Regions from separate parts of the Homo sapiens genome. Here region 2 is linked to region 1. A link is a loop called in an ENCODE intact Hi-C map of the cell type or tissue named here. Cell type or tissue: K562. All regions are shown on one strand. Links, peaks and the distances in the headings refer to the core of each region. The heading gives the core; the rest is flanking DNA.

Region 1 (5,380 bases), core at 261-5,260:
GAAGAGAGGGAGGGAGGGACAAGCCAGGTTGGTGGCTGGCGGGTGACTGCAGTCCCAGCTACTCAGGAGGCTGAGGTGGGAAGAATGCTTGAGCTGGAGAAGTGGAGGCTGCAGCAAGCAGAAATCGTGCCACTACACCCCAGCTGCTCCCCAGCCTGGGTGACAGAGCCAGACCCTTAAAAAAAAAAAAAGTGTCAATCAATCATCTATAGTTTCACCTTAACAAACGAGAAAAATAAGAGTAAATTAAATTCAAAGTAAGTGGAAGAGAACAAATATTAAAGAGCAAAAGAGAATGAAATAGAAAAACAATAGAGAAGATCAATGAAATCTAAAAACCAGTGCTTTGAAAAGATGAATAATATTGATAAATCTCCAGTCGGACTGCTCAGAAAATAAATGTAGCAGGAAAGAAACAGGGGACATTTACCTAGATTATACAAAAAATAAAAGAATATTTTGGATAATATGCCAATTAATTTGACAAATTAGATGAAATATATCAATTTCTCAAAAGGTAGAAACTACTAAAACCCACTCAAGAAATAATCTGAATTGTAATATAACTGTTAAAAATATAATTTATAATTAAAAACCTCTCTAAAAGAAAAATCCAGGCCTAGATGGCTTCATTGGTGGAGTCTACCAAACCTTTAAAGAGGAAATAATATCATGTGTACATAAACTTTTCCAGAAACTGGAAAAGTAGAGAACACTTTCCTACTCATTTTATGAATTGAATATTAGTTGATATCAAAACTTGGGAGGGATGAAGGGAAACAAAGAATATAAATGTATTTATTTCTACTGAACTGTACACTTAAAAATGGTAAAGATGGTAAATTAAACATATATATTTTACCTCAATAAAATAAGCTACCATAAAAAATAAAAAATGAAATAGCCCTACCTCAGCAAAAACAAAGTGAACAAACACCAGATCACAGTTTGAGAAAAAAAAAAATTACAAACCAATGTTCCTCATGAAAATAGGTGTAAATATTCTTAACAAATGTTAGCGAATTGAATCAGCAATTTTTAAAAAGGGTGATATGCTGCGACCAAGTGGGATTTATCCTTTGAATGCTGAGAGGACTGTGCCTTTCTTTTCTTAAAGGTGTCATTTTCCATCTCTATAAGGAAAGAGTAATTGATACAGAGTAAGATGCTTTGATTTCAATACTCAGTAGCCCTGTGAATGTACAAAGTTCTCTTATCCGGACATTTTTCTTATTGTAAAAGTGGGTGGCAGCACCTCATGGAACTGTTCTGAGAGTTACATGAGATCCTGAATGTGAAGGCATTTTCTAAAATGTGAAATTTAGAATAGTTAGATAGTAGCATTATTTTTACTGGTTCAATATCAATGCCATACCACTCCTTATTTCTTCAAACAGATAACAAGGTATTACAATCATCTTGTAGTCTTAAGGAAGAGTGGGAACACTTCAAGTAAAAATACAAATAAATACATATACTTTGCTTGAAAATTTGAAAGAGAGAAGAGCTAAAAGAAGAAAACGATGAGGAGCTATGATTCAACACCTCAGATAAATTAGTATTAACTTTTTTGTTTTTACACAACCAGTTTTTAAATGCGTAAGTATGCAATGGCATATTTTAGCCTGTTTTTCCATTTTTAATTTTCCAATTATATAATTAATGCAGTCTGTTTTTCCATTTTTAATTTTCCAATTATATAAATAATGCAGATTGTTTTTATGACAAATGTAAAGAATACAAAAGTAATCGAAATTGATATTTTAATCTCTCACTTACATTCCATTTTGCTCTTTTGTTAGATTGGTGAGCGTCCCTTCGGATGTTTTTAATGGACTTTAATTTGGGGGTTCATTCGATATAAATAGAACTATTTATGTTCGCTATTTTGTGGATTAAAGTTTACACACATTTCCAAGTAAAACGATAAGAATCTAATTCTTTAACAGCTGCATAGTACCCTGTGATAGGAATGCATCACACCATTCCCTTACTAGTTAGCATATTTACATGCTATATACAAACAATGCCACAGTGGACATCCTTGCATCGTAACTATGTAAATCATGTAAATCACCAGCTGTTTCTGCCCATTTTCCACTTTGATCAAAGTGCTGATTTCCCACAAGTTATGCAATCTTCCAAAGTGTCCAGGGCTATCGGAAGACAGGCTGTTCAAAGGCAATAGATAAGTGGGGGCCGTAAGTTAGGGTCTCAGTCCACTTGTTAATTAGCAAAGTTTAGTTCCAGTTGCAGAGACTCCACTGCCAGAGCTCAGACCACAGCCTACTTCCGGGCGCCGACGGGAGCTCGCTCACTGTTTACTAACGTGAAGTTTGTATTCTTTGTTTGGAACGCTGATGATGCTCATCCTCACGCGGGAGTACTCTCATTCCAGTGCTCTTGTCCAGGTGGCACAGGAGGTTGGCTTTTTTTGCTTTTTTTTTTTTAACCAAACTCTCGTTGTACCTGAAAGTTTGCGTTCAACTCACAAAGCCCATTTTCTTGTACCTAGATAGTAATTATCCTGATTTGCATTTTCTCATGTCTATACCGTGAAAAAAAACGTTGTGATTCTGTGTAGTCGTGGCCGAGTGGTTAAGGCGATGGACTAGAAATCCATTGGGGTCTCCCCGCGCAGGTTCGAATCCTGCCGACTACGAGTTCGAGGTTTTAGATAATTAACAACAGAAAATTTAGAAGAAAGAAATTTAAGCCAACTCACGTGTTGCGAACTGAATTTGTTTGGTACTTCCCCGATCCTGAAACCCCACAACAATGGAGGGTGGAAGTTACTGAATACCTACTATTTTCATAAGATTATGGGTACCTTAATTAGCAGATACCTAGTCATTTTCCCGTTAGCGGTACCTTTGTACGGTTCTTGGGGACGCCTCTCGTTTCCCTGCCTTCCAAACCCTCCTGAAGCCTATACCTGTTACAAGTCTTGATAGTGCTTTCCTCTTCATGGAAATTTAGTCCTAGTCAGAGGTCCAAGTCTTTGGTCAATTATCAGTTTCTGTGGAATCAATGGTTCAACTGCTTTGGTCACCCGGTCTCGCTGGTTGCAAATGACTAGAAACACTGTCAGAGATCTCGACACCACCACAATCGAAAGACCAGGCTGTCCTGACAGACCCCGTCGTTTTGGCTTAGGCGGCAGATTAAAGTGTAAATTCGCCAAGTATAATCAATTTAGTAGAATACAAACTTACAGACTTAAAAAAGTGGGCAAGAATACTTAAGTTTATTAGAGGTAGTCAAAACTCGCTGACGCAGAGTTCTTCCTCGTTAGTATAGTGGTGAGTATCCCCGCCTGTCACGCGGGAGACCGGGGTTCGATTCCCCGACGGGGAGAAAAGTTGCTTTTTGCATCTTCTGCCCACTGATGGCCCCTACCTGGCTCTGAGAGCAGAGCTGCGGTGGGACCCCTCTGCCATTCCTCCTTAACTGCCAATGGACCCTCTCGACTTTCCTCACTCCTAAGACCGCTGCTCTGATCAGAGAAACATTCCAGTCAATTCTGAAACCTCAAAGTCACAGTTACTTTAAGGCCCATAGGAGAATCTAGGTTTAAATGACACAAAATGTACTCATTAAAAGTTAACGAGAATACAGTTGTCTAGCATCTGCCTCTTATTTGCATGGTCAGAAAGCTCATGTAAATGTTCAAGTCCTCCATCCTTCTAGACATCAAATCTTGGAATGAAGATATCGACAAGGCCCAGCTGGGGGCTCGTGTATGCCCCAGCTGCAATGGCTGACCTGGGCAACTCCAAACTATAGAATCCACAAGATGTCGATCAAATGTATGAGGGAAGATGACAAAGTGGCCACAGACTTTTGAGGAGATTCCCAAGTTTCAGGAGCACATGAGGAATGTCAACACTGCTGCTTTCAACAATATCTGAAGCTTCAGGCAATGTGTTAGTGAATGTATGTCAGATTTAAAATAAAAATTGAGCTACCTGAAATGGGGGGGGGGTTACTTAAAAAGCCATAGCAATCAGGACAATGTGATACTTGCTCAGGGGGTGTAAATTGGCTCAATCACTTGCGAGAATGACTTAGCATTATATATTAAATCTTGAATGTATACATGTACTGTGACTCTGTAATTCCACCCATAAGTATATCTCTCCAACAAAAATATTTATTTATATTCACTGAAATACATGTACAAGAATATTCATGGCAGCACTAGTTATAATAGCCAAACTGGAAACAATACAAATGCCTCTGTGGAGGAATTGGACTTTAAGAAGTGCCTTGACATCAGGGGCTGATTTCAAAGAGTGGAGATAGTGGAAAGTTGCCTGTCAGAGCAAGAGCAAGGGCATTTAGGGGTTGCTAAGACAGAGGAAACTCAGAATAAAAGTGGGCAAGAGGGGTGAGAACATTCCTATATTTGGCACCCTGCTAGCTTCTCTTTTGTTCCATTCCTTCAATCTCCTGGCCTTTCTCCTCTCTTCCGTTTTCTTGTTTTTCCACATCTTTTCGTCTTCTCCCTCGACCTTTTCTTCCCAACTTTATTCTGTATGAGAACCAAAGTACTGAGTGTCTGAAGTTACACTGTTTCCTGAATCTACTGTAAAGCCCAGATAAGTGTTCTTGGTCTTTGAATGTGCTGGAGAAGATAGGAAGAATAGACTGGGGCCAGAGAACTTCACCTTGAATTTTTCTAAGCTGTAAGATGAAGACATTTAACAAAATCAATAGAATAAAAATAATAAGGGCTTGGCAGCCAGAGGCTAGCTTTAACATCCACTTCCTGTGGTTTAATAAACCTTTCCCATTCTTGGGCTCTCGAATTTTTAGGCCGAGAAGATACAGTGTGTGTGGTACTGTCTACAAACCAACGAATTTATATTGAAGCTACAATCACAATCATTGTTATTGCTGCAAAACAGGTAATGCCTTGTTGCTGTTGAATGACAGTCCCTAAACTTGGGCTAACAAAACACTTAATACACTATAGGCAAAATCTTCACACACCAGACAAGCAACTTAGACTTATCTACAGAGAAAACTCGATGGAGTCTGACTTCGATTCTCAGAGCTTGTAGGTGAGGAAAAGAGAATTGCCTTCCTCAAATCAGGATTAACGTTAGGTGGTGTTTACACCACAGCAATAGATTCTCTCTTACTCGAGACACGGTTGTCTCGGATGTTGGAGGAGGAGGAAAGTAATGGACTCAGAGAAAGAGGTAAACTACAACGCAGGGTTAATAATGATGATGACAGCTAGAATGCAGAGTTCAACGCAGTGTTACCAAAGGAGATGACACAATTGTAATCCAGGAGACTCAGTTGCCTTTGGGGTGCAATTAGAAGGAAACTATTTGGGAGAAGTCAGGCTAAAACCAAACCGTAGCCGACA
Region 2 (5,380 bases), core at 289-5,288, 290 kb before region 1:
ATCAAAGATCTACCTACTCCTCAGAGTCCACAGGAAGCCTGGGGCTTCTTGGGCTTTCACAATAGCTGCTCACTTTGTTTTGAGATTGCTAAATGGGAAAGCAGCGACAGATTCTAACGGCAAAGAGGAAATTTTGCTTTAAAAATACAACTCCCCTCAGTCGGGCGCGGTGGCTCACGCCTGTAATCCCAGCACTTTGGGAGGCTGAGGCAGGAGAATTGCTTGAACCCGGGAGGTGAAGGTTGCGGTGAGCCGAGATCAGGCCACTGCAGTCCAGCCTGGGCAATAGAGCGAGACTCCGTCTCAAAAAAATAAATAAAAAATAAAAATAAAAATACAACTCCCCAGGCCGGGCGCAGTGGCTCACACCTGTAATCCCAGCGCTTTCGGAGGCCAGGCGTGGTGGCGGGCGCCTGTAGTCCCAGCTACGCGGGAGGCTGAGGCAGAGAATTGCTTGAACCCGGGGGGCGGAGGTTGCAGTGAGCCGAGATCGCGCCACTGCACTCCAGCCTGGGGCTGGGTGACAGAAAGAGAAAAAAATAAAATTAAAATAAAATAATAATTTAAAAAAACACCAAACAAACAACAACAACAAAAACTCCCTGTACTGATAATAGAAATGTAGGTAAGCATCATTAAGTAGTTCTGTGGTATTAAAAACAAACCAGGCTGATGATAATTTAAAAGATCTAAGATCATAAATATCCATTAGTATGTGTGTGCCTGGCACTCTTAAAAAGAGTGAACAGGCTGGGCACGGTGGCTCACGCCTGTAATCCCAGCACTTTGGGAGGCCAAGGAGGGAGGATCACGAGGTCAGGAGATCGAGACCATCCTGGCTACCACGGTGAAACCCCGTCTCGACTAAAAATACAAAAAAAAAAAAAATTAGCTGGGCGTGGTGGCGGGCGCCTGTAGTCCCAGGTATTCGGGAGGCTGAGGCAGGAGAATGGCGTGAACCCGGGAGGCGGAGCTTGCAGTGAGCGGAGAGCGCGCCACTGCACTCCAGCCTGGGTGACAGATCGAGACTCCGTCTCCAAAAAAAAGAAAAAAAAAGTGAATAGAGCTCTTTCCCTTCGGCGTGCCACTGAAGATCCTGGTGTCACCATGGGCCGCCGCCGCGCCCGTTGTTACCGGTATTGTGAAAACAAGCCGTATCCAAAGTCTTGCTTCTGCTGAGGTGTCCCTGATGCCAAGATTCGCATCTTAGACCTGGGAAGCAAGCAAAAGTGGATGAGTTTCCTCTCTTTGGTCACATGGCGTCAGATGAATATGAGCAGCTCTCCTCTGAAGCCCTGGTGGCTGCCCAAATTTGTGCCAATAAGTACATAGTAAAAAGTTGTGGCAAAAATGGCTTTCATATCCGAGTGCGGCTGCACCCCTTCCACGTCATCTGCATCAACAGGATGTTGTCCTGTGCTGGGACTGACAGGCTCCAAACAGGTATGGGAGGTGCCTTTGGAAAGCCCGCAGGGCACTGTGGCCAGGATTCTCATTGGCCAAGTTATCATGTCCATTCGCACCAAGCTGCAGAACAAGGAGCATGTGATTGAGGCCCTTCGCAGGGTCAAGTTCAAGTTCCCTGGCCGCCAGAAGGTCCACATTTCAAAGAAGGGGGGCTTCACCAAGTTCGATGCAGATGAATTTGAAGACATGGTGGCTGAGAAGCAGCTCATCCCAGATGGCTGTGGGATCAAGTACATCCCCGATCGTGGCCCTCTGGACAAGGGAGGGCTTTGCATTCATGAGGGCTTCCACTGTGCTGCCTCCTCTTAATACTCGCCGTAAATCCTACTTCCTGTCCAAAAAAAAAAGCAAAAACAAAAAAACAAAACCAACAAAAAAAGCAGTGAATAGAAATGAGGAAATTGAGACAAAAGGCGGATACACAACTTAGCCAAGGCTACAAGGAAGGAGTCGGGATAAAGGCGCTGTGCACTGTGGCTGCAATGGGGCCCAAAACTACCGAGCTTCTCACTTTCAGAGGAGAGGACCACCCACCCCCGTTTATAAATACTTTTGCATTTTCACATGCCTATTTCGCCTACATTGAGTCCTTAAATAATATTTAGCCAATTTATCTAATGATGACTGTTATAATTTAACTTTATATTTATATTAACTCCAAGTTTCTAGGTTGCTAAATGAATTTTGTTGTTAAAATGTTTACCATTTTTTTTCTTTTGAGACGGGCAGGGCGGGGGAGGGGTGGGGAGCAGCGCCGTGTCTCGCTATGTTGCCCAGGCTGTTCTCTAAATCTTGGGTTTAAGCGATCCTCCCGCCTAGGCCTCCCAAAGTGCTGGTGTGAGCCACTGTGCCCAGCCAAAATGTTTACCTTTCTTGAATTATTATATCAATTTACCTAATTTGGGGAAGGAAGATGTTTCTTTCTTTCTTTTTTCTTTTCTTTTTCTTTTTCTTTTTTTTTTTTTTTGAGACGGAGTATCATTCTTGTTGCCCAGGCTGGAGTGCAATGGCGCGATCTAGGCTCACTGCAACCTCTGCCTCCCGGGGTCAAGCGATTCTCCCGCGTCAGCCTCCCGAGCTGGATTACAGGCATGTGCCACCACGCCCGGCTAATTTTTGTGTGTGTTTTTGGTAGAGACGGGGCTTCACCATGTTGGCCAGGCTGGTGTCGAACTCCTGACCTCAGGTGATCCACCCACCTCGGCCTCCTGGAGTGCTGGGATTACAGGCGTTAGCCATCGCACCCAGCCTGAGACATGTTTCTTAAAATCTTTTCTGTTGCATAGAGTCTTATAATTACAGAGGAAATTACTTCCTCTGTAATGGTTTTGTGGTTATGGTTGTTTTGTTATGATTCTTTGGAGAATGAGATGGAAAACATATGATGTATACCCCAAGAATGTATTTTATTCCATTTTCTTTTTCATTATCTCAAAATTTTAAAGTATTTTGATCTCTACTGTTCCACACAAAGCATCAGTATCCAACATAAGTATATTAAAAAATGAAATTATTTAATGAATGAACAGATGAACCGACTGCATAAATTAATGAAGCTTTCACAAGTGCAATAGACACAAGGGGGCGGTGGCTCACGCTTCTAATCCCAGCACTTTGGGAGGCTGAGGTGGGCGGATCACCTGAGATCGGGAGTTCGAATCCAGCCTGACCAACATGGAGAAACTCTGTCTCTACTAAAAATACAAAATTAGACAGGCGTGGGTGGCGCATGCCTGTAATCCCAGCTACTCGGGAGGCTGAGTCAGGAGAATCGCTTGACCCCGGGAGACAAAGGTTGCGGTGAGCCGAGATTGCCCCATTGAACTCCAGCCTGGTCATCAAGAGCGAAACTCCATTTCAAAAAAAAAGAAAAAACGGAAAACACACAGGATGATATTTTTCTTTAAAAATTAAAAAAAAAAAAAAAAAAAAGGCCGGGCGCGGTGGCTCATGTCTGTAATCCAAGCACTTTGGGAGGCCGAGGCGCTCTGATCACCTTAGGTCAGGAGTTCGAGACCAGCCTGGCCGACATGGTGAAACCCCGTCTCTACTTAAAATACAAAAATTATCCGAGCGTGGTGGCAGGCGCCTGTATTACTAGCTACTCGGGAGGCTGAGGCAAGAGAATTGCTTGAACTCGGGAAGCGGAGGTTGCAGTGAGCCGAAATCGCGCCATTGCCCTCCAGCCTGGGGGACAAGAGCGAGAATTCGTGTGTGGGGGGGGGAAGAAAATAAGCCTCCGAGCCAGCCAGGAGTCGAACCTAGAATCTTCTGATCCGTAGTCAGACGCGTTATCCATTGCGCCACTGGCCCGTCGTTGTGGGTCTCTCGATTATCTATTCTTCATTAGGATCACTAAGAAAATAGTTGGTTTGCAATACAACCAGGCGTACATTGAACAAGACTGTGGATTCTAGCAAAGCGCGATTGTCTTTGTGGTCAATTTAAATAAGTTTCACTCCCTTCAGATATTTATATTTATAAAGAAATTTTCTGCTTTGGAACATCATGTACATAATAGAGTTACTGTCGTTGACATTTGTTTACTTGATGTGCCCACTTCTTTCTTTTTTTCTTTTCTTTTCGTTTTTTTTTCTTTATGAGACGGAGTCTCCTTCTGTCACCAAGGCTGGAGTGGAGTGGCGCGATCTCGGCTGACTGCAACCTCCGCCTCCCCGGCTCAAGCGATTCTCCTGCCTCAGCCTCTCGATGAGCTGGGATTACAGGCGCGCGCCACCACGCCAGGCTAATTTTTTGTGTTTTTAATAGAGACAGGGTTTCACCATGTTGGCCAGGCTGGTGTCGAACTCCTGACCTCAAGTGATCAACCTGCCTCCCAAAGTGCTGGGATTACAGGCGTAAGCCACGGCGCCCGGCCTGGGAGATGTTTCTTAATGTCTTTTCTGTTGCATAAAGTATGAAATTATTTTCTCTGTAAGGATTCTTTGGTTATGTTTCTTTTGTTATGGTTCTTTGGAGAATGAAATGGAAAACATATGATGTGTACCTCAAGAAAGTATTCCATTTTCTTTTTCATTATCTCAAAATTTTTAAAGTATTTGGATCTCTGATCACTGTTCCACACAAAGCATCAGTATCCAACACAAGTATGTTTAAAAAATGAAATTATTTAATGAATGAGCAGATGCACCGACTGCATAAATTAATGAAGCTTTCACAAGTGCAATAGACACAAGGGGGCGGTGGCTCACGCTTGTAATCCCAGCACTTTGGGAGGCCGAGGCGGGCGGATCACCTGATGTCAGGAGCTGGAGACCAGCCTGGCCGACATGGTGAAACCCCGTCTCTACTAAAAATACAAAAATCAGCCGGGAGTGGTGGCGCGCGCCTGTAATCCCAGATACTCAAGAGGCTGGGGCAGGAGAATCGCTTGAACCCGAGAGGCGGAGGTTGCAGTGAGCCGAGATCGCGCCAGTGCACTCTAGACTGGGCGAGAGAGCAGGACTCTGTCTCATTAAAAAACAAAAACAAAAACAAAAAGCGGGTACATCAATGATAGATAATCGACAGACGCAGACTGAGTGGCCAGTAGTCAAAAGCGCAACCGAGGGCCAGTGGCGCAATGGATAACGCGTCTGACTACGGATCAGAAGATTCTAGGTTCGACTCCTGGCTGGCTCGGGTGTTAATCTTGGCTTTTTTTTTTTTTTTTTTTAAGAAAAATATCCTGTGTGTTTTCAAACTGATGACAGAAACCGGTTCTTAAAGTCCTTTGAAAGAAAATTCATCTGATCTGGCTCTTCACCTTGCACCGTACTGCTGCACATCACAATCGTGACCTTTAAGTCTGGTTTAAAGTTAAGTATCAAACTGAAATTTGAGACCTTAAGTCTCTTCGGAAATTGCTTTTTTTCTTTTTTTTTTTGAGACGGAGTCTCGCTCTGTCGCCCAG

The links. Peaks named below come from ENCODE experiments on the same cell type or tissue, not always from the same donor. Only the 100,000 strongest peaks of a DNase experiment are listed, where the experiment ranks them.
Region 2: a loop joins it to region 1, with 2.3 times the contacts of the local background. A loop is called at or near these places in 2 of 110 quality-filtered maps.

Annotation. Positions count from the first base shown.
Region 1 is chr6:27,500,459-27,505,838 of GRCh38, forward strand. It overlaps TRS-AGA2-4 (tRNA-Ser (anticodon AGA) 2-4), which reads left to right and starts at 2,581; the gene lies at 2,581-2,662. It overlaps TRD-GTC2-7 (tRNA-Asp (anticodon GTC) 2-7), which reads left to right and starts at 3,286; the gene lies at 3,286-3,357. It overlaps TRS-TGA4-1 (tRNA-Ser (anticodon TGA) 4-1), which reads right to left; the gene lies at 5,370-5,380. RefSeq lists enhancers at 1,992-2,271, 2,452-2,501, 5,184-5,263 and silencers at 3,302-3,421, 5,374-5,380. In K562, for the core only: CTCF peaks have their summits at 3,380 and 5,166; DNase peaks (open chromatin) are centred at 2,293, 2,803 and 3,383; H3K4me3 peaks cover 1,945 bases.
Region 2 is chr6:27,210,137-27,215,516 of GRCh38, forward strand. It overlaps TRR-ACG2-2 (tRNA-Arg (anticodon ACG) 2-2), which reads right to left and starts at 3,780; the gene lies at 3,708-3,780. It overlaps TRR-ACG2-3 (tRNA-Arg (anticodon ACG) 2-3), which reads left to right and starts at 5,037; the gene lies at 5,037-5,109. It also overlaps the pseudogene RPL10P2. RefSeq lists an enhancer at 5,007-5,380. In K562, for the core only: CTCF peaks have their summits at 3,036 (motif pointing right) and 4,641 (motif pointing right); DNase peaks (open chromatin) are centred at 3,785 and 5,065; H3K4me3 peaks cover 2,147 bases.